Linked DNA regions of Homo sapiens: region 1 is linked to region 2. Evidence: chromatin loops called from intact Hi-C (ENCODE). Cell type or tissue: mammary epithelial cell. All regions are shown on one strand. Links, peaks and the distances in the headings refer to the core of each region. The heading gives the core; the rest is flanking DNA. Region 1 holds the start of LOC105377124 (a long non-coding RNA gene). Region 2 has its middle 27 kb from the start of LINC02040.

Region 1 (16,144 bases), core at 5,501-13,500, 170 kb after region 2:
TTGTTTTTGTTTTTTTTTTTTTTGAGATGGAGTCTCGCTCTGTCGCCCAGGCTGGAGTGCAGTGGCGCAATCTCAGCTCACTGCAAGCTCTACCTCCGAGGTTCACACAATTCTCCTGCCTCAGCCTCCCCAGTAGCTGGGACTACAGGCGCCCGCCACCACACCCGGCTAATTTTTTTGTATTTTTAGTAGAGACGGGGTTTCATGGTGTTAGCCAAGATGGTCTCGATCTCCTGACCTCGTGATCCTCCCGCCTTGGCCTCCCAAAGTGCTGGGATTACAGGCGTGAACCACCCCACCTGGCTGGTAATTTTTATGCCTCAATAGAAAACAAGAATATTTGTTATTTCATTTTCACTAAATCTCTGTAAGATAGGGCTATCATTATGCTTATTTTACAGATGAGGAAACAGAGATTAAGTGATTTCCTCCAGTCCGATTAAATTATAATAGAGCTGATATTTGAACTCCAGCCTATGTGATTCCAAAGCCTGCAGGTGTTTAGCAGGCATGGTGCAGTAATTTTGATCCTTCTTTTAACAGATATAAAAGCAGTATTGGTTTGTGCTCATAGGATATTTGCAGCCTGCTAAGATAAAAATGACAATAATGACAGCAAAGGAGGGAATATTTGGTGAATTTGTTTGATTTTACAAAAATAAACTATGTTCCTATTCTAAGACTGAATGTAGTGAGGGAGGCTTCTGTGAAAATTTGGAAAGTGTGAGGGAGGCGGTAAGGGAGAGTTCATATACCATGCTAGTTTGTCTCCTAAGCCCCATGTGCCTTTTCTTATAAATCAAAGTGCTCCCATCAGTCAATGGGGATTTTGATACTTAAGGTAATATCAACAATCCGGATCTTTCTTTAGTCCAAGCATTTTAGGGCTGTCTTTAGTGACTAGCAATGTTTGGTAGCTCTAGATTTAGAGTGTCACTGAATTCAATTAAGAAAGAAGATGCAAGAGGCCCAGGAAAAGATCACTTCAGGTTTAGTAACAGCTAATAAGTGGGTCTCAATTGGGATGCACATGATAATCACCTGGAGAGCTCTGAAAACTCATGATGCCTTGGCCACACCCCAACAAATTACACGGGAATTTCTGGGAGTGGGATCCAGGCATCAATATTTATTGCAAGGTCCCTAGATGATTCGAATGTGCTGCTGAGGTTGAGGGCCAATGCCCAGTAGACTAGATTTGGGAGCACTGAAAATGCAGTCCTGTAAGACATATGCTCACCAGCCCTCCTCCTTCCTATCTTAGTCTCTTCTCTCTTGGGTCCAGAAGTTGATTCATTTGTTCATGTGACAGTTATTTAGTGAACATCCACTACGTGCTAATTTGGAGTCATAGTGATACCGACATAAAAGATTATAGGAGGAGAAATCAGCCATTTTATGGATAAAGATAAGTTGAATTTTGGTCTTGTTGTGTTTGAGGTGCTGTGGGACCTCCTGGTAGAGAGATTCAGAGAGTACAGATGTCTAAAGCTTAGAGTGAATGAACTGGACTGCAGTTCAGGGTGAATGAAAATCCTAAGCATGAATATGGTTGGTTTTGGATGCCACTGGATATATCCCACTCCTGTGAGGAGTAGTTGCTCAGTATGGGTAGGGGTCCCACCACTAGGGCAGTGTGAAAAAAAAATCACATCTATGGGGAAGATGGGTGATGCATGCCATAGAACTTGAAAGAACTCTTCCAGGCAGTTCTCGTGTGTGTCCCCAAGAACAGTACCAACTCTGCTCCTCCCCCTCCAAAAACTCAAGTAAAATGTAACTGAAAACCATTGCATTAGAATATAGGCCATGATTCATGTGACTGGTACGGTCTTTGAGTAGATATTTTCCCACTGTTAAAGTTATTTAAGATATTATCTCTTCCACTACCTTTTTTATGGTCTGCAAAGACCTATGCAAACTGGTTCTCAGCTACCACAGGATGTCATTTCCTTCTGTGCTTTACTCCTCACTCATTCCCTTTGCTACAGCCACCCTGACCTTTCTATGTGTCTTTTGAATTTACAAGGCTCATTCCTATTTGGGGACATTGGCACTTATTACTCTTACTGTTTAAGATTTTGCTCCCCCAGATCTTCCTGTAGCTCCTCCTGTCTTAGAATTAGGGTGTCACCCCCAAACCCAGATATCACCTTCTTAGAGAGGCTATGTCTACATACTATACTGACACCCTATTTTGCCTTCTTTATAGCTTCATATTTATACCTAAAACCTTTTTAAAAATTATCATTTTGTTTGTAGTATTGTTAGTTCTACAAGGACAAGACTTGTGAATTTCTAATTTCTAGTCCCAAATTAGTACATAGCAGATGACTATTGAGTAACTGTTGAGTGAGTGAATGTATGAGTGAGTGAATGAGTGAGTGAGTGAGTGAATGAATGTATGAGTGAGTGAATGAATAAATGGTCCCCTGACACAGGAGAGGGGACCAAGAAAGGAAGAAGGAGGACTGGTGAGCATGTGTCTTACAGGACTAAATTTCTAGTGCTTCCAAATCTAGTCTACTGGGCAATGGCTCTCAACCTCATTTACACATTAGAATCATCTAGGGACCTTGAAATAAAGTGCTGATACCTGGATCCTACTCCCAAGATTCCAGTGGGTCTCTTGCACTTTCTCACTTAAGTGAATTCTGAGGCTCTAAATCTAGACCACCAAGCAATACTAATCACTGAAGACATCCCCAAAACACTTGGTCTAAAAAGAAAGATCCAGACTACTGCTTTTTATGTTAAATATCAAAGTTCCAATGACCGGTGGGAACTTTTTGGTTTATAAGAAAAGATATACGGAACTTTTGTTAGAGGACAAACATAGGAATGGTAAATGAGACAAATTGAGAATTTTCCACATTAGCATCTGCCTTGGTCATTGAACATTAAAATAGAATAGGGAGAGTAACTTAACAGTCCTCCTGGGAACAGGAGTGGGTTTTGACATTTTGAAGGTCACATCTCTGTCCCCAAGGGAAGCACAGAGGAAAAGGGAATCAGGTTCATTCCCTAAGCCCATCTCTTGGCTTGTATGGGAAAGGTACCAATGGCATTGATGGAGCCTGTGGAGCACCATGCTGATTGAGAAAAATATTAAAGCAGCGAAACTCTCTTTTCAAAGGGAATCAAACTGTAATCCCAATTTCTAAAACTGATCAAAGAGGAGCAGTTCTGTTTGAAATAGAGTTTGTAGCCTGGAGGCCAGCTCAGTCCAGGCTGCGTCACACAATCCCTATCCCCAGGTGGCCCTGTAAGACTGAAGCCTAAGGCTCTGCCAAATGTAATTTGAAAAACACTGTTCCAGACCATGCTTTCAAGAGGAGCAGTTGTACATTTCTCCTGGTTCGGAAAGCCTCCCATCAGAAAAGCTAAACTAATGACTAATAGATAAGGGGTAGTGTGGTTTCTTTGGTATCAGTGTTGATCATGGTATTGAGATTAACCAGGTTGGACCCTTTCTAAGGACATTTCAGTGTACATAAGCATCGTTCCCATAGAGTGTCCCCAGCATCCCTGGGCACATACATTATCAACTTAGCATCCATACAGAAAGAAAGTAAAATGTAGATTCTGATTCAGTGGATCTGGGACAGGGCCCCAGCTCTCCATTTCTGATAAGGTCCCTTGTGCTGCCATTGCTTTGAATACTAGGGTTTCAAACCAGAATTGGTGCATCGGAATCTCTTGCGAGACTTATTAAAAATGCAGATTTTTGGCCCCATCCCAGAGCTTCTGGATCCAGCTCTCTGGTTATGGGTCTGGAGGTTTTTGTTTTTAACAGGCTCCCAGGTTTTTCTGATATTCACTATATTTGACAGCTATACTCTAGCATGTGTTTACTTACATAGCTTACTCTTGAAGAACCCAGGAAGAGAGTCTGAGACTCAACAACTGGCAGTGCTGGAGGGGGGTTTGGAGATCATCTAGCTTACCCTCGTTGATTAGAAAATGGAGGTCCCAAAGGGCAAACAATTCTGCCAAGTGTCTGTCACCAACTGGCTTTACAGCAAGCAGATACCAGAATGAAAGCATCTGACTTTCTAATCCTCAGTTTCCCCTAGAACACAATTGGCCTGCGTTTGTGATTGCTTCTCTATCTGTGCTGCTTATGAGGCCAGAGACCTTGTTTTCTGCTGTATTCCCAAAGTCCAGCACAGTCCCAGGCACAGGGAAGGCACTAAGTAAATATTACTGTTGTGTCCTCCTCCTATGCTTGGGCCTAATCAGTTACTTCCAAAATTTATTATTAAAAGTTCTCAAGTGATAAAAATAAAAATTCTACAGCTCAGGAAAAGCAGGGAAAATTTTTATTTATTTATTTTTTATCTTTTTATTTTTTAAATATCAAAATTTTTTTTATTTTTTAATTTTTTTAAATTTTATTATTATACTTTAAATTTTAGGGTACATGTGCACAATGTGCAGGTTAGTTACATATGTATACATGTGCCGTGCTGGTGTGCTGCACCCATTAACTTGTCATTTAGCATTAGGTATATCTCCTAATGCGATCCCTCCCCCCTCCCCCCACCCCACAACAGTCCCCATAGTGTGATGTTCCCCTTCCTGTGTCCATGTGATCTCATTGTTCAATTCCCACCTATGAGTGAGAACATGCGGTGTTTGGTTTTTTGTCCTTGCGATAGTTTACTGAGAATGATGATTTCCAATTTCATCCATGTCCCTACAAAGGACATGAACTCATCATTTTTTATGGCTGCATAGTATTCCATGGTGTATATGTGCCACATTTTCTTAATCCAGTCTATCATTGTTGGACATTTGGGTTGGTTCCAAGTCTTTGCTATTGTGAATAGTGCCACAGTAAACATACGTGTGCATGTGTCTTTATAGCAGCCTGATTTATAATCCTTTGGGTATATACCCAGTAATGGGATGGCTGGGTCAAATGGTATTTCCAGTTCTAGATCCCTGAGGAATCGCCACACTGACTTCCACAATGTTTGAACTAGTTTACAGTCCCACCAACAGTGTAAAAGTGTTCCTATTTCTCCACATCCTCTCCAGCACCTGTTGTTTCCTGACTTTTTAATGATCGCCATTCTAACTGGTGTGAGATGGTATCTCATTGTGGTTTTGATTTGCATTTCTCTGATGGCCAGTGATGGTGAGCATTTTTTCATGTGTTTTTTGGCTGCACAAATGTCTTCTTTTGAGAAGTGTCTGTTCATGTCCTTTGCCCACTTTTTGATGGGGTTGTTTGTTTTTTTCTTGTAAATTTGTTAGAGTTCATTGTAGATTCTGGATATTAGCGCTTTGTCAGATGAGTAGGTTGCAAAAATTTTCTCCCATTCTGTAGGTTGCCTGTTCACTCTGATGGTAGTTTCTTTTGCTGTGCAGAAGCTCTTTAGTTATTTAGATCCCATTTGTCTGTTTTGGCTTTTGTTGCCATTGCTTTTGGTGTTTTAGACATGAAGTCCTTGCCCATGCCTATGTCCTGAATGGTGTTGCCTAGGTTTTCTTCTAGGGTTTTGATGGTTTTAAGTCTAACATTTAAGTCTTTAATCCATCTTGAATTAATTTTTGTGTAAGATGTGAGGAAGGGATCCAGTTTCAGCTTTCTACATATGGCTAGCCAGTTTTCCCAGCACCATTTATTAAATAGGGAATCCTTTCCCCATTTCTTGTTTTTGTCAGGTTTGTCAAAGATCAGATAGTAGTAGATATGCAGCGTTATTTCTGAGGGCTCTGTTCTGTTCCATTGATCTATATCTCTGTTTTGGTACCAATACCATGCTGTTTTGGTTACTGTAGCCTTGTAGTATAGTTTGAAGTCAGGTAGTGTGATGCCTCCAGCTGTGTTCTTTTGGTTTAGGATTGACTTGGCATTGCTGGCTCTTTTTTGGTTCCATATGAACTTTAAAGTAGTTTTTTCCAATTCTGTGAAGAAAGTCATTGGTAGCTTGATGGGGATGGCATTGAATCTATAAATTACCTTGGGCAGTATGGCCATTTTCATGATATTGATTCTTCCTACCCATGAACATGGAACATTCTTCCATTTGTTTGTATCCTCTTTTATTTCGTTGAGCAGTGGTTTGTAGTTCTCCTTGAAGAGGTCCTTCACATCCCTTGTAAGTTGGATTCCTAGGTATTTTATTCTCTTTGAAGCAATTGTGAATGGGAGTTCACTCATGATTTGGCTCTCTGTTTGTCTGTTATTGGTGTATAAAAATGCTTGTGATTTTTGCACATTGATTTTGTATCCTGAGACTTTGCTGAAGTTGCTTATCAGCTTAAGGAGATTTTGGCCTGAGACGATGGGGTTTTCTAGATATACAATCATGTCATCTGCAAACAGGGACAATTTGACTTCCTCTTTTCCTAATTGAATACCCTTTATTTCCTTTTCCTGCCTAATTGCCCTGGCCAGAACTTCCAACACTATGTTGAATAGGAGTGGTGAGAGAGGGCATCCCTGTCTTGTACCAGTTTACAAAGGGAATGCTTCCAGTTTTTGCCCATTCAGTATGATATTGGCTGTGGGTTTGTCATATATAGCTCTTATTATTTTGAGATACGTCCCATCAATACCTAATTTATTGAGAGTTTTTAGCATGAAGGGCTGTTGAATTTTGTCAAAGGCCTTTTCTGCATCTATTGAGATAATCATGTGGTTTTTGTCTTTGGTTCTGTTTATATGCTGGATTACATTTATTGATTTGCATATATTGAACCAGCCTTGCATCCCAGGGATGAAGCCCACTTGATCATGGTGGATAAGCTTTTTGATGTGCTGCTGGATTCCGTTTGCCAGTATTTTATTGAGGATTTTTGCATCAATGTTCATCAAGGATATTGGTCTAAAATTCTCTTTTTTGGTTGTGTCTCTGCCAGGCTTTGGTATCAGGATGATGCTGGCCTCATAAAATGAGTTAGGGAGGATTCCCTCTTTTTCTATTAATTGGAATAGTTTCAGAAGGAATGGTACCAGTTCCTCCTTGTACCTCTGGTAGAATTCGGCTGTGAATCCATCTGGTCCTGGACTCTTTTTGGTTGGTAAGCTATTGATTATTGCCACAATTTCAGAGCCTGTTATTGGTCTATTCAGAGACTCAACTTCTTCCTGGTTTAGTCTTGGGAGAGTGTATGTGTCGAGGAATTTATCCATTTCTTCTAGATTTTCTAGTTTATTTGCGTAGAGGTGTTTGTAGTATTCTCTGATGGTACTTTGTATTTCTGTGGGATCTGTGGTGATATCCCCTTTATCATTTTTTTTGTGTCTATTTGATTCTTCTCTCTTTTCTTCTTTATTAGTCTTGCTAGCAGTCTATCAGTTTTGTTGATCCTTTCAAAAAACCAGCTCCTGGATTCGTTAATGTTTTGAAGGGTTTTTTGTGTCTCTATTTCCTTCAGCTCTGCTCTGATTTTAGTGATTTCTTGCCTTCTGCTAGCTTTTGAATGTGTTTGCTCTTGCTTTTCTAGTTCTTTTAATTGTGATGTCAGGGTGTCAATTTTGGATCTTTCCTGCTTTCTCTTGTGGGCTTTTAGTGCTATAAATTTCCCTCTACACACTGCTTTGAATGCGTCCCAGAGATTCTGGTATGTTGTGTCTTTGTTCTTGTTGGTTTCAAAGAACATCTTTATTTCTGCCTTCATTTCGTTATGTACCCGTAGTTATTCAGGAGCAGGTTGTTCAGTTTCCATGTAGTTGAGCGGTTTTGAGTGAGTTTCTTAATCCTGAGTTCTAGTTTGATTGCACTGTGGTCTGAGAGACAGTTTGTTATAATTTCTGTTCTTTTACATTTGCTGAGGAGTGCTTTACTTCCAACTGTGTTGTCAGTTTTGGAATAGGTGTGGTGTGGTGCTGAAAAAAATGTATATTCTGTTGATTTGGGGTGGAGAGTTCTGTAGATGTCTATTAGGTCCGCTTGGTGCAGAGCTGAGTTCAATTCCTGAGTATCCTTGTTAACTTTCTGTCTCGCTGATCTGTCTAATGTTGACAGTGGGGTGTTAAAGTCTCCCATTATTATTGTGTGGGAGTCTAAGTCTCTTTGTAGGTCCCTCAGGACTTGCTTTATGAATCTGGGTGCTCCTGTATTGGGTGCATATATATTTAGGATAGTTAGCTCTTCTTGTTGAGTTGATCCCTTTACCATTATGTAATGACCTTTTTTGTCTCTTTTGATCTTTGTTGGTTTAAAGTCTGTTTTATCAGAGACTAGGGTTGCAACCCCAAAGCAGGGAAAATTTTTAAAAATCGTATGGTCCAAAGTAAGAATAGCAAAGTTCTTTTAAGAGTCTGAATATATAATAGTAAGCATTAAGAACATGGTCTATGGGAGGAAGAGGGGATGACTCTAGAATATAACTCTGGCTCCAATATTTGCTAATGTGTAAATTTTGCTCAGCTACTCTGAGTCTTGGTTTTCTCATGTGTAAATTGGAGACATTAGTAGATCCTATGTCATGGGGTTTTATGAATATTTAACTGGTAAATGTAAAATGTTTAACATGGTGCCTCGTACACAGTAAGTGCTTAATCCAGCAATCGTCCTGTTGATCACAAAAGCAAGATAATGGCCAGGTATGGTGGCTTACGCCTGTAATCCCAGCACTTTGAGGGGCTGAGGCAGGCCGATCACCTGAGGTTAGGAGTTCAAGACCAGCCTGGCCAAATGGTGAAACCCTGTCTCTACTGAAAATACAAAAATTAGCCAGGTGTGGTAGTGGGCACCTGTAATCCCAGCTACTTGGTAGGCTGAGGCTGTAGAATCACTTGAACCTAGGAGGCAGAGGTTGCAGTGAGCCGAGATTGTGCCTCTACACTCCAGCCTGGGCAACTGAGCGAGACTCCATCTCCAAAATAATAATAATAATAATAATAATAATAATAATAATAGTAATAATAATAATGATTCCATCAGTTATACCAGAAGCTAAAGTATTATGCTCCCCTTGCCAATTGCCTACTCTTAAGAACTGAAGATAGATCATCTCTGAAGACAAATGTGGCTTGGCACTGCTTCCTACGAGTACCTTTCTAAGGCATAGCATGTCACCTCTACAGGGTCAAGTAGCTACTGAGATGCTGAGGAACCAAGTTACTGAGCTGAGTCACTCCTAAGTGGCCAAGATGGCAGGAGGGCTGAATTCTCCACCTGGGACTCTTTGCAGGGTCCAAACATTGACTAGCTCGCTTAGAGGTGGGGCAAGGGCTCCTTGAGCAATGTGTTTCATTCTTTAGCCAGACAGTATGAGCAAGATATTTTTAGCCCAATTACCAAATGCAGAAATGTGAGTTTGAAATGCATGCCTCAGGAGTTCACTCAGGTAACGAGACTGTGTGATTATGACTCTCAGGACGTGTGTTTCCTTCACATGTCCCGGATTTTCAGAATAGTTCTGATTTTCGAACATTCTGTTCTACCCTTCTATTAGTAAAATTCTGTTTGGGCAGATATCCTAATTCTATAGGGAAGTGGTTGGGAAAATATGGTCACTGTAGACCAAGATAGAGATCCTATTAAAGACTTGGTGGTTGAGGAAAAAGTGCCACATACTATAAATAGGTATGTCTTCCCCTTTACCTCACTGATGAGTCAGAAGTGACAGAAACTAACTCCAACTGGGTTTGGCAAAAAGGGAATTTACCAGCCTTGTGACGGAAAAGTCCAGGGGATGCATGGCTGGCTGGATACAGATTCCCGAACAATGATCCAACCGACCTGCCTCTCTTCACCTCTTCACTCCTTCCTCTGCATTGGTTTCATTCTCAAGCAGATTCCTTTTGGGATGTCCCCAGCAGCCCTGGGGGCATATCCTGCCAGCTTAAGCTTCCACAGAGAATGAAAGTGACTTTCTAAATTACTTCAGCAAAAGCTGAAAAAATTCCCTCTGGCTGGACCTGGGTCATTTGTCCCTCCCACCCCCACCAGTCCAGGGAACAGTTTCTGCAACACCTTAAACACATAACCTAGAAGATTCCTCAAAGGGCAGCAAGGTTTCTCTACCAAAACAGGGACAGCATGAACACTGGGTAGGGAAATGTAATAAATGTTCTTTCATCCTCTCCCTCTGAGTTGGGATTCTGCTTCCCACTATTTCTTTATGCTTAGTTGTCCTAGAATACAGTTCCTTCACATACCATTGTCATCTACCTGCAAGAGATCTGCCTCTTGCCCACAAATGGTATTCATTTGACCTCCCTTTAATTTCTCTGTCTTTGCCACAGGAACCTCAGTGAGGGTTGGTTCTGCCTGTTGACTCTTTCACCCCTTGTGTAAGATGTTCTTTTGCACCTGCTCCTTTTCGCCTTACCAGTATACATAAAAGTTTGTTACTAAACCCCCACAATCCTCTTCTAACAGTGGAAGGAAGGAAGATGTCTGTAGCTGCAGCCAGCTGGGAAGAGCTGCTTTTAGGATTTCACAGGGGAAGAAATAGACACAATTTTGCTACCATATGCAGTATCTGCGGCAAACTACAGAATGGGCCTACAGTTCCTCTTAGCTCACCAGAGCAAGTGCTCCCCAGTGATCTGCCTGGATGCAACTTGCAAATTGTATTGAGAGAGCTAATTAGATCTGAGCTTGCAAACGAGAGCTCTGCTACCCTTGTGTGGAACAATTTGCTTTATTAAATGAGAGGTGATGTGTGTATGTTGTATACTTAGCACGTTAAGATTCACAGTTACACAGATGGCGGAAGAACTCCAAGGTTGCCCAGGGCTTAACATGTAGCTGAATGTCAAAAGGTTTCAACAGGGTTTCAGAGAGCAAAACAGGGATATTTTTGTAAGATATACTTTTCTACCCAGCATAGCACATCAGAGCTTCCTGTGGGATGGATTAAAAAGAGCTAACCTTTATGGACTACTTGTTGTGTCAGATACTAGGCAGAACCCACTCACTTCTCTAAAGCCCTTATAGGGAAGGTACTATTATTATTCCTGTTTTTCAATTAAGGATACTGAGGCACTGTGAGGTTCACTGAAAGCTGGACTGTGAGGAAGATTCGGGCCGTCGGACTCCAGACCCCAAGCTCTAACATACTATGTAGGTCTGATACGATGATCATCTCTAGAGATGATCCATGGTTACCTACCAGTTTTTTTAATTTAATTTTTATTAAATATTTATTGTATGCCTTCTTTAAGATAGATATTAGATGTGTTCAATGGTCTGAAAATTTTTGAGAGGTAAGTCCCAGGTAGCACTTGAGATAAAAAGCAATAACTAAAGTCTATTGAATACTTACCAAGTATCATGCTTGTGGTAAGCACTTTACAGGTTTTCATTCTCTCATGCATTTAATCCTCCTACAATCTTTCTTAGATACGCTCCCCGTTTTAGAATAAGGAAACCAAGGCTCAGAGAGGAGAGAAAACTTGCTAAAGGCGCCCAGTAAGTAAGTGACAGAGCGGGGAGTTGAACCCAAGTATTTTGGCACCATAGCCTTTGCTTTTGACTTCTCTTTCACTCCACACCACACCACACCAACCACATCCTACTGGCCACTGGCAAGGACCAATGATGCCTTGTAGAAACCAATCAGTTTTCCACTCAGTATTCCTCAGTCATCATACAAGAGTATTTTTCCTTTTTTTTTTTTTTTTTTTTTAGTAAGCCGTCACCTAGCAAAGCTTGAAGTGGTAGGTGGTAGGTATTTCATTTTTAAATTCAGTTGCAAAAGGAAAATTTTTTGAAGAATGAGAATTTTATCGCTGAGGAAAGTGACAGAATGCTACACTATCAGTTCATTTAACAAATTTCCTAAGAGGTTGCCAGTGCCAGGCTCTGTGCCAGATGTTGGGATGCATGTTAAGACACAGGCAGTACCACAAGAATGAATACAGTTTGGTGTTGAGTTTTAAAGCAGAGGGAGGGCCAAGGTGCCTTAGGGTCCTGTTCTGAGCTACCCACAACAGCCAGCAAACTGGGTCACCTGCAGCAGGTAATGGAAGGCTTGTTATCTTGTCAAAGGGATCACATTTTTCAAAGTTGCATGCTTAGACTAAGAATAACCCTGGTTGCAAAATTTTAAAAATATAGCCTATCAGAGATTTAAACAAGTAATAGGTTAACTAGGCAGTCGACAGCATTCGTTCATTGCTCCACAATATCACCAGGTCCCTTCCATCCTGTCTACTCTAAATTCAGCTGTTGGTTTTTCCTAGTGATGTGTTTTACCTTATTATCTCAAGATGGGTGCCGTAGCTCCAAACAACATCAAGGTAGGAAATGGGCAACAGAGTGGTATTGAAAAAGATCTTTTCCTATAGAGGCATTCTCCTTTTTATTAACAAAGAAAAAAGCTTTTTGCATCCCAGAAGACTGCCTTCCCATCTCATTGGCCAGAACTAAGTCACACAGCGATGCTTACCTGCAAAGGAGGATGGGAAAGAAGCAAGTGTCCAGCTTTTTTCCAGTCTCTTTTGTGCAGATTGGACAAGGAAGATAGACATGGCTGAGTTATTTAACCAATAGTTTCTGCCACAGTGTGAAAGAATGTGATATATCTGAAACATCTTTAACCACATAATTACAAGTTCTGTGACCACAAAAACATTTAATTGGTCAGTTTATTGGAGTCAATAATGTAGAAGTGGGTCACACGTTGAAGGCTGGGAAATTCTTGCATTGTTGCTCGTGAGTTTTGAAGACTCTCACCAGGGACATTAATGGACGGAATATTGGGAGCTTAGCTCTTCCTGCTGGAGTTGTAAAAGGGCAGAACCGTTTTTCATAACCTAAGACCGAACAGCATCTTCCAAAATTAGCTTCGGACTGGGCAGCAATTTCAGCTAAACTCCATGCAGCTTTTAAAGCTTTGTATTAATTATAGCTTGGGTACTGTGGATAGCGCTGACTTTGTAATTTGTGAAGCTCAGTGCAAAATAAAAATATGGAATCTCTTGTTTAAAAATTATTAAGTATTTAAAGATAGCAAAAGCAAAGTACTAAACTAAACACGGGACCCTGTGCAACTGTAGAGATTGCACATCCACGAAGTTGGGCTGGCAGAGGGCAGCTGGTTCACAGGTGAAGTCTTGACTTGCAGGAATGATAAATTGAAGGGCCTGGTTACAAGTGTGGGGTCTGCTCCTCAAAAGTATGGCATGGTGATTAATAGTTGACGCTTTCCAACAAGCCCACTCTGTATTCTAATTTTGCTACTTAATTGTGCCATGATTTTAGAAACTTGTTTAGTCTTTCGAAAATTGTATTTCCTGGCTGGGTGCAATGGCTCATACCTATAGTTCCAGCACTGTGGAGGCCAAGGCAGGGGGGATCACTTGAGGCCAGGAGTTTCAGAGCAGCCGAGGCAACATAGTGAGATCACAGGTCTACAAAAAAATTTAAAAATTAGCCAGGTGTGGTGGCATACACCTGTAGTTCTTAGCTACTCAGGGGGCTTAGGTGGGAGGATCACTTGAACCCAGGAGTCTGAGCCTGCAGTGAGCTATGATTATGCCACTGCACTCCAGCCCGGGTGACAGACCAAGACCCTGTCTCTTAAAAAAGATTCCATTTCCTCTCTTAAAAAATGGAGTCTTAAAAGATTCCATTGCCTCTTAAAAAAGATTCCAATTCCTCATGGAATTCACCACGGAATGCTTTCTTTGTGTTACAACCCATGGTGCTAGTGTTCTTAGGAACACACTTTGGGAAAGTGTGGTGTTAACACACAAGCAGGGAGTTTATGTCTTAGGAGCTATTTTCTTCAGTCTAGAGTAGACTGGAAGAGTTGATCTAGTTCTTTGCTGTTTGGGTTTTCTTTTTCCTTCTAATCTGTGGTGTAATTTATAAGAAAAGTCTTAGAGAGGCATCAAAATGAAATCTCATTTGATTTTGCACATAAGGAGCTACTTTTTTTGAAAAGAGTAAACTTGAGGAAGTTTGGGGAAATCAAAGACGCAGTCACTCCACCAGTGCACTGATAATATATCTGTATGAAAAATGAAGTTCCTAGACATCAGCTGGGTGTTGCTATGCGTTTAAATGCTTCTTATAGAGTGACATTTAGATAACTGCCTAAAAATTTCACTTTCAAAGTATGATGCTATAAGACTCATCCTAAGATTGAAAGTCCTTTGTGGTTAAAAAAAAAAAAAAAATCACTGCTTTTCTGTGGCTAGCACACACTGAGTAATCAAATGGAGAACTTCATGGAATAAATACAGTGGTTGACTTCTGCTAAAAACATTTTGAAAAGAGGAAATGGAGCCTTTCTACTCTTTGACATACAAAGCACATTGCTGTCTAATGGATTCCACAGCAAAAGCAAAATCCAAACAAAGCAGCATCTTTTTTCTCTAACCTACATGCAATGTAAGTGAGATTCCAAGTATGCAAATGGTGGGAGGAAAGAAATGCATTTTCACTACCCCAGTTATTACATATGGTTGAGAATATGAATAGTAATTGCCCCTGAATTGGAGGATTAACGTGCACTACTTTTTTTCTTCTTTTTAAATATTCGAGTCAGTCTGATTTTTATTTACTATTTCTTTGATTCTTTTTCTGTAAAAAGTAGTATTGCCATTAGAGTAAAAAATATAAGCTCCCTCTATCCAGGCCAGTTGTCTCTTTCTAGATGTCAGTAAGACTGTCTCGTGTCTGTCATAAGCTCAGTTTTTAAAGTAAGCCATGACTTCATTTATTCTTTTAGTCCAAGTGTGAGTAAAATTGGTGACATTTTACAGCAATTTCTGCAAAGCGGGCACTCCAGAACCCCAGTTTTGAATTCTGAGTCTACAGACCTGGACACCCACCCTCCCCCAACACCATCCTTTTGACCGAGCCCTTACTATGAGTTAGTGTATAAGTCTAACTCCCCCACTTCACCGTTAGACAGGTACCTTGTCTTACTTGTCTTTGTGTCCCCCTCCACTCCTCCCCAGGACCTGAGCCAGTGCTCCATCCCAAGTAGACATGAGATGTTTGTTGACTACTTCACTGCTTCTGTAGGGACTGTTCAGGGCACTGTTGAAAGAGTAGGGAAAATGGCTTTAGTGCCACATGTGAGAAAGGAGGCTTGGTTCAATCAGCTGGAACGAAGTAAAGTGGGAGGATAAAGGATGTTTGAAGAACTAGGGGGGAGAGGACACTAGGGAAAAAAATGCAGAGGAGAATTCTGTGATCAGTCTTTGGAGTTCGATTTATCAAGACTGTCAACCTCAAGGCATTTACAGTGATACCATCTCAAAAATCTTAGATTGCACTATCTACTATAGTTGTCAGTAGCCACAATATGGCAATTTAAATAATTAAAACTAAACAAAACAAAAAATTCATTTTCTGAGTCATACTAGCTGCATCCCAAGTGCTCAGTAGCCATGTGTGTCTAGTGACTGCTGTATAGGACAGCACAGATGTAGAACATTTCCATCATCTCAGAAAGCTCTGCTGAACAGCACTGTTCTTAGGGATGATAACATCTCCATTTTGTTTTACCCTTTGTTTATTTATTCTACAAATATTAACTGAGTACCCACTTTGTTCCTGTCACTGCACTGAGAAGCAGCTGAAATGCTTACAAGCATAGACCCTGGAGCAACCTGGGTTAGCAGCTCGCTCACTGAGTGATGCTGGGCCGGGTCACCCATCCTCCCAGTGCTCTAGTTTAATCAGCTGTAAAATGAAGATAATAAAAGTATCTACCTCATAGGATTGTTGTGAAGATTAAATGAGTGTGTGCTTTTGCATGAATGTGCACATGAGTGTATATGTATATAAATGTATACACATGTGTATATGTGTATGCATATTTTTGTGTAAATATGTGTATGCATATACATATATATTCATATATATTTTAGAACATTTCTTGAAAATACTTACTGCTTGGTAAGTGGGAGCTCTTACTATTTGTAAGTGTTTATTTCAGGGTTCTTAACAAAACAACTATGAGGTTCTTGCTGTCCTGGAGTTTACCATCTAGTAGGAACAGCAGAGAATAAATCATTAAACAAATAATAATTACAAACCATGTCAAGAATTGTAAAGGAAATGAATGGGCTGAAACAACAGAGAACAACAAAGGAGAAGCCACCTAGAAAGCATCTTAGAGGGGGTGACATTTAAGCTAAAACAAGAAGAGAAGAGGAGGAATGCCAGCATGCAAAGGGAGAAGGAGGAGACTGTTCCACGCAAAGGAAAGCACG
Region 2 (16,144 bases), core at 5,082-13,081:
TTCCAAGGCTAAGTCATAAAAGATATCATGACTACTGCCTTGCTCTTGTGGATCGTGTCCTCTGGGGGAAGCCAGTTGCCATGTCAGGAAGACCCTTAAGCAACCCTGTGGAGAAACTCACATGGTAAGGCCAACTGCTAACAGCCAATACCAACTTACCAGTCACCTGAGTGAACCATCTTGGAAGTAGATCTGTCAGCCCTAATCATGCCTTTAACTGATGGCAACCTCATGAGGGTCCTAGAACCAGAGCCTCTCAGCCAAGCTTCTCCTAATTTCCTGACCTATAGAAACTACAAGAGGTTATAAATGTATATTGTTTTAAGCTGCTAAATTTGAAGATAATTTGTTACATTGCAATAGATATCTAATGCGTAGTGTTTGAAAGGTGATTCCCGGAAGTTTAAATGAGTGAGGAAAATGAGACAGGGAAGACAGAAGTCAATATGTTGATGAATGAGTTACTGCTATAGACAAATGGGTTCAATCCCACTGGGGATCCTGCGATCCTTGTATAGGATGCACCTGAGAACAATGCCCATGAAGGAAGGGGACGCTTGCTTATTTTCCCAGTGATTCCCATTTCTTCACTGGATAAAGTTTTCCTCTGGAAGCATTAAATCCTTAGTACTTGCAGGCTGCCTTGCCCTTGGGTTTCCAAGGAATCAGAAAATCCTTAGCCAGAAGAGCAGAGAGTTGCACGTGGTGGAAACAGGAAGCTACCCTAAGGCAAAAGAACTGTCCACAGAGCCCAGAATTGAGCTCAGGGGTGAGTTGGACTTAGTGAAGGATGGGTTGGATGATGGTGGCACTTGGGTAATGCCTGCCACATAGCTTCGTAGACTTTGTCATTGCCACACTTTGAGAAGGCACTCCCAATCAATTAGAGTTAGGGTTTGAGATAATGTTCATTTGTCTTCTTCAGTTGATAATGTACTCCCCACTCTTTTTTCTGGCCCCTCCACTTAACACCACTTTCCACCTGGTGAATTCTCGTTTAATTCACAAAGGTCAAAGGATACCCACTCCATGAACCTTTCCTAATTATGCCTCCTTAGCCTGGCTAAGTTAGCTTCCCTTTCTTCTGATTCTCTGTTTTCAATAGTTACATGGATTGTCACTGTTTCTTGATGTGTTTGTCTCCCACCTGTGGGTGAGCTTTTGCTCATCTTTGTATTCTGAATGTCTGGTATGTATTAGGCCCTCAAAAAATGTCAGCTGCTGGTCATAGGTGGAAGCTAAGAAAAGCTGATCTCATAGAAGCAAAAAGTAGAACAGAGAATACTGGAGGCTGGGAAGGGTAGGGGGAAGGGAGGGAAAGGGAGCCATTTGCTAAAGTGGCAAAATGACAGCTAGCTAGGAGGAATTAGTTCTAGTGTTCTATAGCACTGTAGGATGACTAGAGTTAACAATAATATATAGTTTCAAATAGCTGGAAGGAGGATATTGAATGTTCCTAACACAAAGAAATGATAAATATTAAAGATGATGGATATGCTAATTACCCTGTTATGATCACTACACATTATATGAATTGAAACACTATGTATCCCATAAATTTGTATAATTATTATATGTCAATTAAACAGAGGAAAAAACTTAAGAAAGAAAAAAATGTGAGCTGAAAGCAAAACTAGAGGAGTCGGGGAAATGTCTAAACCGCAGTGTTCTACAATATTCTCTCGGTTTATTTTCCCTACAGAGGTACTCATAGATGTTTTATTATGGTTAAAAGAAAACTATTTACGTCCTTCAGGATTACCGGGATTTCTCTGTATAGCAGTAAGCCAATTGAGAATGAAGATTTGCCAAACTGACCAGGTTTGAGAAGATGTAATGTTAAGCCTCAGGCCATCCAATACCTGAATTAACTTACCATATGTACTTTTCAATCTGTTCTATCTTATCTTGGTAGAGAAACTTTTGCACTTAAAAAAAAAAAAAAAGATTCTCCAAGGCAAAGGCACGAAATGGATATGTTGCCATGTTAACTGTGGTGCATGAGATTTGGTTGCTATTAAAGTTCGAAGAATGAGGTTTACATCTGAAGGGAAAAAGTGACCAGCAGCATTTCAGAGCTGGCATTGTTTCTAAAAGTGCCCAGGGAACAATCCCATCCCCAAACATTAACAGATGTCATTCTCTTGTCCTGGATTGACCCGGGGCCCTTACCCATGGTTCACTTGTGATTTAACCAGCGTGGATTAAGTTATCTTTCCCTTCAGGGCAGGACAAGCAGAGAGAAGTTTCATTTTGGCTTATTTTGTTTTGTTTTTACCCCCTCTGAGCCATTCCATGGCTTATGTTGGGTGCATTGAACAGTTGCTGGACCCGGAGAATCCCTTGTTCTCAGATGCCAAGAGTTAAATGGATTCAGTGCATTGTCCAGGGGGCGTTATGAAAGGTGCTAACAGATGCGGATTTCAGCTTTGTCATTAAAATGCTTCTCAAACGCCACCTGATGTCCCTGGGTTAGAGGTTTTCTTTCAGCCTTTTCTCATTACATTTTAGCTCTGTTTTGTGAACTAAACCTTTGAAGAAACTTGAGAGCTATTTTGGAAACCCAAGAATTAGAAAACATGAAATGTCTATAGCTCTGAAATATGCATGTGACCTTATTCCCCATGCCTGTGGTGCAGGGAAGGCAAAAGCAGATGCTAAGTGTTTTTCTGTGCTCTGAAAATATCATATTCCTTAAAAAATTTGCCATTAATTATATTATAATGATCTGTACACAATAGTTTCCACTGCGGTCTTTGTAGAAAATCCTTAAAATTGGGTGCTAAAAAGATTCATACCATGTTTGGATCATAATAATGTGTGGAACTTTTGAATGCTTTTATTTTTCCTAAAGGTGTACATAATAAATCTAATAATAAGCACCCAAATGCTCTTTCTTCTTTTTTTTGAGACGGAGTCTCGCTCTGTCGCCCAGGCTGGAGTGCAGTGGCGTGATCTCGGCTCACTGCAAGCTCCGCCTCCCGGGTTCACGCCATTCTCCTGCCTCAGCCTCCCGAGTAGTTGGGACTACAGGCACATGCCACCACGCCCGGCTAATTTTTTGTATTTTGTTTAGTAGAGATGGGGTTTCACCATGTTAGCCAGGATGGTCTCGATCTCCTGACCTTGTGATCCGCCTGCCTCAGCCTCCCAAATTTCTTTCTTCTTATAGTTACCTGTAGTAAAGACAAAGACTAAATGCCAGTATCAGGCTCAGGATTTACATTATTAGGAGTGGTTTGGGACCCATCTAACTGCAAGTAAAATAGAAATCTTTTAATTCAGCTGATTTCATTTCACTTCAGCTCTAGTGGCACAATCGAGTTTTGCTGGGGTCTGATTCAATTAGGATTGTAAGCAATTTCTGGCTATTCACAGCAGAAAAGCAGTGTCATGTGCATCTCTGAGGATGCCCTTTACACAAATAATCCCGCTTTCACCAATTAGGAAATGACCTATTATAGGCCTGAAATATCAAGGATATGTCTAGTATTTGTTGGCCAAGCATCCCATCTCCTTTCCTTGGAGAACCACCCATTTCCCACTCCCACCCTCCTCACTACCCTAAGCCCTAGATGGGGATAATTCTATTTTGAGGGTCCAGGGGTGCGTTCAAGACTCAGGCCAAGCCAATTCAGGATCAATTTTCCCTGATTGCAGTGATTTGGTTCAGGGATGGGCACCTGTATTAAATTAGGCCCATCAAGAGCTTTCCGAGGAGTTTTGCTGGAATTATCAGACAAGAGTTCCACTTGTCTTCAGACTGAGATTTTAAGAAACTTTTCTATTCAGAATTGTAAGTGGCCACTTTTGGCACCAAATGGAGAGAACCCACCATCAAAATTAAGAAATCCAGAGGAGAGAGGAGCCAAGGAAAGGTGAGAGAGTTATTTCGAGGAACTGACTTTAGCCTTCCCTATTATATGAGCCAATAAGTCCTCCTTTCGTTGTTGTTTTGGCTCTAGAAGTTGGAATCCAAACTAATATACAGAACTACCTTGGAGATCCTTGGCAGGCTGACTGGAGTGTGACCTCCTGTAGATGTGACACGGTCCTGGGAGGTGAGGCGGGGGTTTCCACAAAGACATGACCTGCTCTGGCTGTCATTCCATTTTTTTGACTTGAATACCCTAATTTTAGGCAGTTGTGTTTTTGTTTGTTTGTTTTCGTTTTTGCCCATTTTTGGGGGGTGGAGGAAGCCAGAATGAATGCAGGACAGGTACATGAGTTCTCATCCTTGCTCTGCACTAACCCGTGACCTTGTGCAAATCCTTTCCAGTGCCACAGCCACTGGCTTCCCCTCTGTGGATTGCAGTTTCTTTGATGTTGAACCTATGTTGGTAAAGTTTAAACTCTTCTGAGGCACCCTCGCATTTCTGGGAGGAATTCACCTTAGGAAATAGAGATCAAGTCATCCCAATTCCGGCTCTTTACCACATTTCCCTCCCTGTTCAACCTGCAAGTAATCTTTTACCTATTTTATGTTTAAGATTGCACTTGAAAAAGAAAAAAAAGTCCCTTTTTAAAAAATGTTTGAAAACCACTGAAGAGGTCTCTAACCTTCCTTTCAGCTTGCTTCGCTGACGTCATCAAGATACTAATCTCTGAGAACGTTATGTTGAAGGAGTCAGAGCCTGGTCTGCACATGAGCTGGGCTAAGCCTCCTTATAGATCCTCAGGCCCTATTGATACAATGAGCCAAAGGCATTATGTTGCCCTTTTCCCTTTTTAAATGGTGGGTTTGCTTTCTCGATAATTCTAAGGATATTTAAATCCGTGACCTTCTTTCCCAAAAGGACCTATTTGATAAATAGTGTATTGTATTTATTTCTTATTAAGATGAATGGTTTACACAATTTAAAAATTATATAAATAGTACTTGCTCATTATAGAGATTTTTAAAAATCAGAAATTAAGAAAAAAAAATCCATAGTCTCATTATCCAAAGACAAGCCAGTCTTCTGCTGAAGTCTCCCTGATAGCTTTCCACTGCCTTTGGGAGCAAATTTCCTTGCCTGGGTCTGACCCGGCATAGTTATAACCCTTGCCCATTCCCCTTTTGCAGTTAATGTCTTCTCTGACTTCTTTTAGTCCACTGAAAGGGCTCACTTGCTTTTACCACTAGACCTCTGTGTCTCCTGTTACCACCTTCTCCATCTTGCTGGTTCCTCCTTGAGTTGCAGATCTCAGCTGAGATGGCTCTACCTCTGGGAAAACTTTTTTTCCCAACAGGGGCTCTGATAGACACTTGCTCTCAAAATATCTTCTCTTTTCCTGAGCATTTACCACAAGTTGGTATTGTTACTGGTTTATTTACCTATGTCTCCTCTGTAGCTCCATGATAAGAAAAACTAGTTGAATTGTTTTCCCCATTATTACTGCCAGTGCTTAGTCCTCATCTGATACAGTTACTCTGTGTAGATTGGCTCAATGAATCAGTGTTGTTTAACCACTGAATTGTTCAGTATATTTCTTTTGTCTTATTTTCCTTATTATTTTTAAACATAGTTTGTGCCAACTGTTGAAGTGTTGGTTGTGCTCTGGATGTTCTGTTAAACAATTCGTGCAGCATGTGAGAGCCTTCTCTCCTTCTCAATTGTTGTCTCTTCCATGCTAAGGCATTAATATTATTTATGTGCCCCCTTCTCTGTGCCAGACACTGTGCTGGGTGCTTGTCCATACACGAGCTCTGGTGTATCATCTAGGGCAATGCAGAACAGGGAGACTTTATCGTTCTCATCTCTACACTAGAAATTGGAGCCTGTTAGAAGTTAAGTAACTTACCCAAGGACACCCAACTGTCGAGCGTCTATATTGAGATCTGAACTGGGATTCAGATGTTTCTGAATTAAAGGTATCACTTTACCTCTTGTCTTTTTTTCATTCAGGTTGCTATAACAACATACCATCAACTGGGTGGCTTATAACCAATGGAAATTTATTTTTCATAGTTCTGGAGACTAGAACGTCCAAGATCAAGACACTTGCAGATTTGGTGTCTCATGCCGGCTTTCTGGTTTCTAGATAGTTCCTTCTTGCTGTGTCCTCACGTGGTGGAAGGGGCAAGGTGACTCTCTGGAGTTTCTTTTATAAGAACACTAATCCCATTCATGATAGTAGAGCCCTTTTAACATATTTTGGGGAGACATAACATTTAAAATGTAACACCCCTTTGTTTCTTGGCCTGTGAACTCAGGCCAATCTAAAAGGAAGTTTTGTTGGTCTCTATTGAAGTTTTCACTGGGCCGCAAAGTAAAGAACTTTAAAAAAGTAACATCTTCTCCTAATTCAATCTGCTAACCAGAGGGTAAAGTGACATAGTACAAATGCAATCATAGGTAAAAGATTAACCTATTTTAATATGGAAGGTCTTTTGTTGTTGCTGCTTTGGAGGAGTTGACTTAGCCCATCTGGGAATGAGGTACCTTCCTGATATGCCAAGTAAATACTTCCTCTCACTGGCAAGAGGTAGAAATGAAAGAATTCTATTTTAAAGATCAAGTCTTCCCTGTCCTCAAGGAAGTGACAACCAAATTTTTGCTTGACACATTTGGATTCTGTTTTAAATGAGGCACTGAAGGTTTCTAGTAGGCCAAAAAAGAAAACAGGATTAGGGGGTGGTGGATAGTAGAACGGTAGTCTGTGTGTGTGTGTTGGGAGAGGTGGCAGAGAAGCACAAAGAAAGGAAACTAAAGCCTGTCGCTCTGGGAAGAAGGGATTCGAGGTGACTAGGCTCTGCTTAGAAGGTGCCTGGTGAAGTGCCCTGAGAAGAAGCACTGGGTCGAGAATTTATCAATACACTTATACAAATTTAGAAAATAAGCATGAACTCTGCAAGAGCTCCGCCCAATTGACAATCCAATTTTCACACCAGGGTTCTCTAATTACTCTTAGCAATGACTATCTCGCACGAACAACACGTGGGCCCAAGCCACAAGGCCTTTTTCTACCCTCATCTGAGGACATGGAGGAAGGTACGTGTACCTTCCCGCATTGTTACCAAGCTACTATAGATTTGAAGGGGCCCTTTGAAGCGGGATGGAGGTGAGCACTTTCTATGTGTGGAATGGGGCTGAGCACTGGGGAGGTATGTCTCTGTATTAGTCAGGGTTCCCCAGAAAGACAGAGCCAATAGGATATATATATATAGATAGATAGTTATAGATATAGATATAGATATAGATATAGATATCTATATATATCTATATCTATATCTATATCTATAACTATATATATATATATAGAGAGAGAGAGAGATGGGGAGATGGGGATATAAGTAGAGAGGTAGGGAGATAAGTAGGTAGAGAGGTAGGGAGATAAGTAGGTAGAGAGGTAGGGAGATAAGTAGGTAGACAGGTAGGGAGATAAGTAGGTAGAGAGGCAGGGAGATAGGTAGGGAAAGAAATATACATAGATGAGTGTGGATTTATTAGGTGAATTGGCTCATGCAATTATAGAGGCTGAGATATTCCATGACAGGTCATCTGCAAGCTGGAGACCCTGGAATGGTAGCAGATTGGCTCAGTCTAAGTCCAAAGGCCTTAGAACTAGGGAAGCTGATGGTGTAACTCTCAGCCAAGGCCAGAGGCCTGAGAACCCAGTGGGCTGCTGGTGTAAGTCCTGGAGTCCAAAGGCTGGGGAGCCTGAAGTTGTTATCCAGGGACGGAAGAGGAGGACTATATCCCTGGCCAGCAGACAGATCGACACATTTGCCTTTTCTCTGTTTTTGTTCTCTCCAGGCACCCAGTAGATTGGATGGCACCTGCCCACACTGAAAGCTATCTGGGATTGTACGCATTAGTTCCCCACTTACCTGCTGTTTCAACCTGCAGATTTATATCATAGTGACTGGCACAGTGCCTAGAGCTTCATTTAATTTATTGAATGGATTAATAAATTTGTGCATGTATGCATGCATAAAAAGCAAAAAGTTATTCATCTATGGATACCATGATGAAACTGAGAAGCTTAGAATACTGTAGCGTGAAGGGTTATTATCTCTTATCTGAGAAGTACCCTAAATATTAATACAACACTGAGAACCAACATAGTGAACTGCCTCTCAATCCCTAGCAGTAAGGAGGGTGTTCCGTGTAACTGAGCCAAGTCAGTTCTCTTGGTCAGGCAATGCACAGGGAGAGCCTGTCCTAGGTGGCCTCTGCAAGAGTGACAGACTCACTTCTCACTGCTGGGACATTCCATGTACTGCTTCAATCCCCTATTTGAGTTTAAACTTAGGCAACCTTAGACAGTATCTAGCCTGGCCTCCCATTTAAAGAATGAATATATGGGGAGTGAGGTGATGTTACCAGTCTCCTAGCTAGAACCAAAATCCCTTTATCTTGCCTTTTCAGAATCCTTTCTCTATGACTTCTCCTTTCCTCTAAATCAGACTCATATGTTTCAATGCTTTATGGGAACCTAGTAGGAAACATGCATAAGAGAAGCTGTCATATATATGACAATAGGGAGTAGTGGTGAGTATGACAAACTACAGCACATGCCCCATCTAAAGGACAGACCTACATTTCAGCTCTAAGTGTTGCATAAGGGAGGACGTGTGCAGTGTGGACAAACCTGTTCCTTTTAGAAAAGTCTAAAATCTGAATATTTATGTGAAAAATTTCAACTTTTACATTTTGGCAGCAAAGTTTTAAAAAACTTTAAAATACCATATGGGCAGAATAGAACATGTATTCAAGACCTGCCAATGGGCTTTCACTGGTGACTTCTGTTCTATACCTTCCACTGAACTTGACCACAGAGCAAGGATATACAGGTATAAGTGCTGTGTCAAGCCATCAGATAGTAGTGACCCTCTCTTTACCAATGTCTGAAGGTAACCTTCTTTTAAAACATATATATTTGTGTGAATTTAAAGTTCTCACTCTTGTGCTACTGTCAGTCTCTTTGCACTTTGTTGAGTTGTATTTAGGGTATGTAGGCTACTCTTAAATTTAAGGTATTTAGGGTATTCCTCAGAAAAAGATGCAGTCACATTTATGTCCCTTAGCAAGCTGCAGAGTTAGTGGTCAGGAACACAATCTCTGGAAACTTTCTGCCTGGGTATGTGAACTTAGGCAAATTACTCAATCTCTCCATGCCTTTGTTTCTTTATGTGTGAAACGAAGTTAATAACAGTAGTGCCTACTTTGTAGTGTTGTCACAAGGAGAAGCTAAGCTATACATAAATTGCATTAGAATAGTGCCAGGTAGTACCTAGGAAGCACACAGTGATTTTTGCTGTTACTTGGATTAGTTTGTTAGTATTGCTAGTGAATTGTTCTTTTCCTTGAATCTATCCACGGATTGTGTCCTTCATGTGGATAATAGCTGAACAGATGTATGTACTGCTTTTTACAACATGTAGGCAGATAGGGGCTGAGAATAGTTAAACATAATCCCCTGGTCTTTTCATTTGGATATCCTCTTTTGGGGATCAGGAAGCCATCAGGCTGTGGAGACCTTGGCAAAATAGAAGGAATAGAATTGGGGTGGGGTTGAGAACCTGCTGAGGTGGCTTCTGAAGTTCTGAGATAGGGCTCAGGATGGTTTTAAACTGGGATCTCTTTTAAGCTAGACTACTTCTGACCTTATCACTAATATGCCATTAAAACCAGCAACCTCTGTTGCTCTGATTGGCTATTGGGCTATTCAATGTTCTTAGAATTTCTACCAAGTTTTAATATCCTTGGTGTCACTTTCTAATACTTCAGCTTTTTATTAACTTAAACTACATTATTGAATTTAGTAATTATCTTGGTCATTATCTTGCAATACACATATGTCATCTTAAAGCATATGTTTTCTAGCTGATGGAACAGGCTGGAACCTCTCATGCGGGTGGAAAAACAAACCCTTTCTATATAGACAGGGAGGTGTCCAGCAACAAATCATGTAGTTTCTTGTTTGTTTCTCAGCAATGCAAATTGCAGGCGTATGATAGCTGTCATGCAACATAATGGTGGGAGGACAAGTTCAGGATCTGATTTCATAAACATTTCAAAGAGTTGTACTGTGTGTCTCCTGACCTGCATCATTCCTTTAACTTGAGGCCACCTTGCCATGTGCAGAAACCCTCTCAGGAAATGAGATGAGTACATCTCTGCAGGTGGCAGGCAGGTGTAATAGGAAAGGAATGTGGAGACTTAACGTTGAGTTTCTGTGATGTGGAAATCACTGCAGTTTCTCTTTGAGCTGTCGGAGAGGCAATGGTGGATTTGTAATGAGAGAGCTCCTCCTCTTTAAGAAGGGTTCTCTTTCATTATTCTTTTTTCTTGTTCTTCTTTTCCTTTTTAGGGAGAGAACTCTATAGAGGGTGGTGTCAGAAATTTGCTGGGGCCTGTTCTCCAGACCCGCCCACCTCCCAGACAGACATTTATGAGACAGAAAGAAGATGATCTAGAGAGTCTAGTTGATGTACAAATGATGGAAGGGATGTGATCATTTCCTGGAGTAGAGGAAATCTTGATAGGAGGACTGTGACAGATACCCACAGCTGATCTCCACTGCCTGTTCTTAGAAACTCATTTAGTGGTGGGCTGTGCAAGATAAGGCTGTCCATGCTGACCCTTTCGGGTTTACTTCCAATGTCATCTATGTCTTATCACTCTTGTTTCTTGGTCAGGCCTTTCTCTTGCCATAAAAGGCTTAGGGGGACCTAAACTCCATTTATCTACAATTCTGCTTATTAGCATCATGAGTTTATTGCCCTCTTATGCCTGGAGTTAAATGGGTTTTTTGAACTCTCTTCTAAAAGTCAAGTCATCCTTCTGAATCTCATCTCTGATTAGTAGAACATAAACTTTATTTCTCTATTTTGATTTTCTTTTTCTTGAACCATGACTTCCCCCTTTTGATTGGAACAGAAATGACTTGATTATATTCTTTCCCCCTCCAGAAATTGTATCAAAATGAGAGACATCGTGGGCTGTTTCTTGAGCTGTTCCTTGCATAATGTCTTCTTGATAGGCCAATTACAGTGAACAAAACATTTTAGATGACATCTAACTGGAAACTTGTAAACTACATTGTCACTTTGATTTCTGTTCTATCACTTACTATTGTATTTTTCCCTATTTTAGCTATAATCTTCCATGTGGTTTTTAATTCAGCCCAGGTTCTGAAACTTAAAAATGTGTTTGTGTGGCCAATATGTTACACCAGAATGGTCTCTTTTTATTCACAGTAAATGTGGGGCTTGGTTTATATGTGTTTGTACCAATTCTTGTTCCTAAAACTCAAAGCCCTTTGCATTTTTGTGGATATTACTAAAGAAGTTATTCATACACTGGTATTGCCATGATTAATACACACTCCATTTTGTGGCTTATTGCATCTCTGACTGTAGATGAAAAATTCTTGGTAGTTATGCATTCTATTTGAAGTTGTGATAAGAACTGACTTTTATGTTTACTCCTGATAAAGGGATTTTTTAAGATGTCTACTTACTGATGCAGCATTGGAAATCCTTTATAAGCTGAAAGGAAAATAACATCCCCTTGGCATCTTGGCTCCCATGTCTGGAAAGTCTCTACCTAAGGCCTTCAAGCAGCAAGTGTGGCAACATTGCCATCCAATAGAACTTTCTGCAATCCTGGAAATGTTCTATTCATAGCTAGTAGCCACATGTGGCTATTAAAATTTGGCTAGTGTGCCTGAAAAGTTTTTATTTCATTTTATTTCATTAATTTGAATTTAAATACTCACATGTATCTAATAGCTATCTTATTGGACTAGGTATAATCAGGAACAGGAAAAAGTTGATTATTGAGGCTTCTATTAAGTTTGTAAACTTTTCCCTTTTTCTCTCTTGTGTTTAACTTTGCCCTGAAAAATTAGTAATAGTTATAAAATTTTTGAGTCCTTATTATGTGCTATCTGTGCTACATGTTTTAATATGCACTATTTCATGTAATCTTCATTTCAGACTACAAGGGAGCTACTACTTCATTGTTGTTAAAATGGAGACAAAGAGAAAGGAAGTAACTTGCCCAAGGTTACACAGGGAGTTGGAGTTACAGCCTGAGGCCAAGAGACCCCATATGGGTGCTTTTATCTCTCTACCAGTGCCTCAGTCTGTTTGGGCTGGCATCACAAATTACCACCAGCTAGGTCATTTATAAACAATAGGAATTTATTCTCATAGTTCTGGAGCCCGGGAGGTCCAAGATCAAGGCGCCAGCAGGTTCAGTGTGTGGTGAAGGTTTGCATTTTCCTTTCAAGATGGCGCCTTGTTGTGTCCTCACCTGTTGGAAGGGACAAACAGACTCCCTCAAGCCTCTTTTATAAGGGCACCAATCCCATTACATGAGGGTTAGGATGTCCTTTTTGGGGGAGTGGCGTATGCAATTCAACCCACAATAGGAGCCTGTTTTTTTCTGTTAGGAATGGAACTTTCTTGCATTCTGAGAATGCAGAAATCTTGGGTAATTTTACATTGAGATTTTCTGGAAGAAGAGTAGTATAATGGAAAGAGTACCACATTGGAAATCAGGAGGGCTGGATTTGAATCATGAGGGTGTTTTAGTCCCTCCATTCCTTGGTTTTCCCATCTGTGAAATGGGGATAACAACGGCAGTAGACTGGTCTTGCCTCTTTTTCTGGCAGGCCTTGCTAAGTGAGTGATGAATGGAGGCTGCGGCCAGCACAAAGCCATTTCCTCCACAGGCTGAGCCTGCCAGTAATGCCTATGGCTCTTTCTCCCATATCTCTTGTCCCCACAGCAGGTCTCAGGGCACAGCCCTTCTTGAAAGTTCAGGAGAAGATGGGAAGGTGGTGGCAGAATTCAGCATGACATCGTATACCCATTGTTTTTAAGACTCCCAAGGATATGCTGGTATTTTATGATGGGTACTACCGGTAGGAAGGAAGTGGCAGGGGTGGTGGCACCCCCATGTAGCATGATGCTGGAGAGGAGGCTGAGCAGCTGAATGCCCCTTTCTGGGTCCAGCTCTGCAGTCACCAGCTATGTGGACGAGGTGGACTCACCTCTTCTCGGAGTCCCAATCGTTTCCTCTGTTGCCAAAGCAGAATTAGATTCTGTGTTCCCTTGGCTCTTTTCTGCCCTTCCTAACTTTCTCTTGAGGGATGCAGAATTAAGCCAAAGACCAGTGAGGCCTTTAAAAGGTTTTGCTTATTTGTTTAGCCCACACTCATTTTCACCTTTCTCAGACTTAGGTTTGCTTTGGAAGCATGGAAGTAAAGTTTAACCTCAGATGAGCAGCTTAACACGGGTACCTCCTCAGAAGTTAGGGAGTTAGATGTGGATCAAAGCTGCTCACCTTCCCAGTGTCCACAGGCTTGAAAGCTCAAATACACCCTACCACTGATATCGAGAAAGTCTGGCAGTAATTCTTCTAAATATCTCTTACTCCGTGGTCTTGCAATGAGTGGCAGTGTGTGTCCTTCCTTCTGTCCTCTGTGCCGTAGTCTTCCAGTAGGGCTCCTGGGCTTATTGACTCAGGTCTTGTGCTGTTCTTTTTCCTGTGTGAGGTTTATCAAATAGGAAAACACAGGAGGTAATCAGGCAAGTAAAGATGAAATTAGGACTGCATCCATTCTTGTCTCCAGATTAGCTGTGTCCCAAATTATACACAGAGATGGAATCCTGACTTTTATAAAATTTATCTGGTATTAGGAAGACAGAAACAAAAGAAGATGCCACCATTGTAAACAATAGCTAGCTATCATGCTGTGAGCAGACTTGCTCAGGTTGTTGGAAGGTGATTACTTGCTTCTATTATTATAAGTTGGCTTTTCAAGAAACTGCTTTGTTTAGTAGTATGCAGTGATTTGAGGAATGTGTTTTGTAAGTGATTCTCTTTTAAGTGGACATCTCAACTCATGATGCAGCTGTTCTTCTAAATAGTTTGCTATTGTCAATAGTGCTGCAGTGAACATATGCATACATGCATCTCTGTAATAGAATGATTTATGTTCCTTTGGGTATATACACCCAGTAATGGGATTGCTGGGTCAAATGGTATTTCTGGTTCTAGATCTCAGAGGAATTGCTACACTGTCTTCCACAATGGTTGAACTCATAAATGGGAGCTGAGTAGTGAGAACACACAGACACAGGGAGGGGAACAACACACACTGGGGCCTGTTGGCAGTTGGGGTGGAGGGAGGGAGAGCATTAGGAAAAACAGCTAATGCATGCTGGGCTCAATACCTAGGTGGTGCATTGATAGGTGCAGCAAACCACCATGGCACCCATTTACCTGTGTAACAAACCTGCATATCCTGCACATGTACCCCAGAACTTCAAAATTACAATTAAAAAAATTGCTTATGGTATATACTAGCTTTGCTCCTTCTTAGAATTCTGAAGGGAAAATTTATCTTCCAATTATGAATATGCCAATTTTCTAAAAATGTACAATAACTTCACAGAGGAGCTTAATGAGTGTTTAATATTCAGCACTGGATTAGATTACATTTCCATGGGAATAACAGAAAAATCCCCAAATAGCAGAGGGTTAAAGAAGATAGAAGTGAATTTCTTTCATACATTTAAGAAGCTAGAGGCAGTCGACCCAGGGATGGCATGGTCTATGGCATAAGAGAACAAGATTTCTTCTATCTTACTTATCTTGTCACATGTGTTTTTCTTTCCCATATATGTCATGGTCTAGGATGGCGGCTTACCTCCAGCCTTTACATCTACATTCTAACCAGCAGTAAAGAGCAAGGAGTGGCAAAGGGTACTCTCCCGTCCTCTAAGTGAACTTCCTAAAAGTTAAGTGGCCGGGTGCGGTGGCTCACGCCTATAATCTCAGCACTTTGGGGGGCTGAGGCAGACGGATCACGAGGTCAGGGGTTCGAGATCAGCCTGGCCAATATGGTGACACCCCGTCGCTACTACAAATACAAAAGTTAGCCGGGCGTGGTGGTGTGCACCTGTAATCCTAGCTACTCGGGAGGCTGAGGCAGAAGAATCGCTTGAACCCAGGAGGTGGAGGTTGCAGTGAGCCAAGAGCATGCCACTGCACTCCAGCCTGGGCAACAGAGCAAGACTCCATCTCTTCAATTATATGCTCATTCATATCATTATCTGATGACCTTCTTTTTTCTCCACTAGACTATAAGTTTCTTGAATGTAGAGATTATGCCTGTGTTTTCACTGCCAAACCTACTGTGGCTACCAGTGCTCAGCATGTGATGAACACTTAATAATATATGTAAAAAGAATGAATGAATGTAAAAAGAATGAATGAATGTATCAGTAGGCTGCTATTAGCTCCATAGTAACTTCAGTCTCCATATTAATGACAATAATTTTTCTTTTACTAATTAGTTTGTTTACAGGTTGTCTTTGTTCATTTTCTGCTGCCATGACAGAATACCACAGACTGAGTAATTTATAAATAATAGAACTTTATTTGGCTCACAGTTCTGGATGCTGGGAAGTCCAAGAGCACAGTGCTGGCATCTGGGTCATCTCATGGTGGAAGATGGAAGGACAAATCAGCACACCAGACAGAGAAAGAAAATCAGGTTGATTCTTTTATCAGGAGCCCAATCCTGAGACAGTTAACCCACCTGAGTGATAAAGACATCAATCCATTCAGGAGGGCAGAGTTGATAATGGAAACAGGAGAATCCTTCTGTTTCTACCTGTACAAACGGCTTTACACTCCATGTGTGAGTTTTCTCATTTAGAGATGTGGATAGTAGGGGAACCTGTCTTTGAGATACGTATTGGTTTGGATAGGCCATGCTGCACTAACAAATCTTCCCAAAATACAGGTGCTCAATACCACAAAAGTTTATTTCTCATCAACACAAAATCTGCTGTGAGCCAGGTGACTCCCCAGGGCAACTACTACCCATTCACTGACTTACCAGTGATCTAGGTCACCTCAAACTTGTGACATGCATTAAAGCCACTTTACTGCAGTGCTTTAAGGAAAGCAAGAGAGAGCTTGGGAGAAGGGGGATCATTATTCGCCCCCCATCTCTTAAGTGCTTCAGATAGCAAGGGACAGATGTCACAGCCACTCACAGCCCACTGGTCAGAACTAGTCACATGGCCTTACCTGATGGCAAGAGGGCAAGACCATGTGCGAGAGCACACACGAGTAGGAAATGAATCAGCCATGGCGTAACTGTCACAATTCAATATTTGACGATGATGATG

What was found. A loop is a pair of places that touch in the nucleus more often than their neighbours do. Peaks named below come from ENCODE experiments on the same cell type or tissue, not always from the same donor. Only the 100,000 strongest peaks of a DNase experiment are listed, where the experiment ranks them.
Region 1: it touches region 2 in a loop (12-fold over the local background); 2 of 110 quality-filtered maps call a loop at or near these places.

The regions. Positions count from the first base shown.
Region 1 is chr3:64,970,992-64,987,135 of GRCh38, reverse strand. All of the region lies in intron 4 of ADAMTS9-AS2 (ADAMTS9 antisense RNA 2), which reads right to left. It overlaps LOC105377124 (a long non-coding RNA gene), which reads left to right and starts at 10,888. Exons shown (of 3, transcript XR_007095948.1): 1 at 10,888-11,033. In mammary epithelial cell, for the core only: no CTCF peak of the experiment used is centred there; DNase peaks (open chromatin) are centred at 9,175, 9,635 and 11,785; H3K27ac peaks cover 4,373 bases.
Region 2 is chr3:65,140,314-65,156,457 of GRCh38, reverse strand. No RefSeq gene overlaps it. Among named protein-coding and RNA genes, the nearest start is that of LINC02040, 27 kb to the left of the region's middle. RefSeq lists enhancers at 1,955-2,728, 9,432-10,191. In mammary epithelial cell, for the core only: no CTCF peak of the experiment used is centred there; DNase peaks (open chromatin) are centred at 10,077 and 11,307; H3K27ac peaks cover 3,610 bases.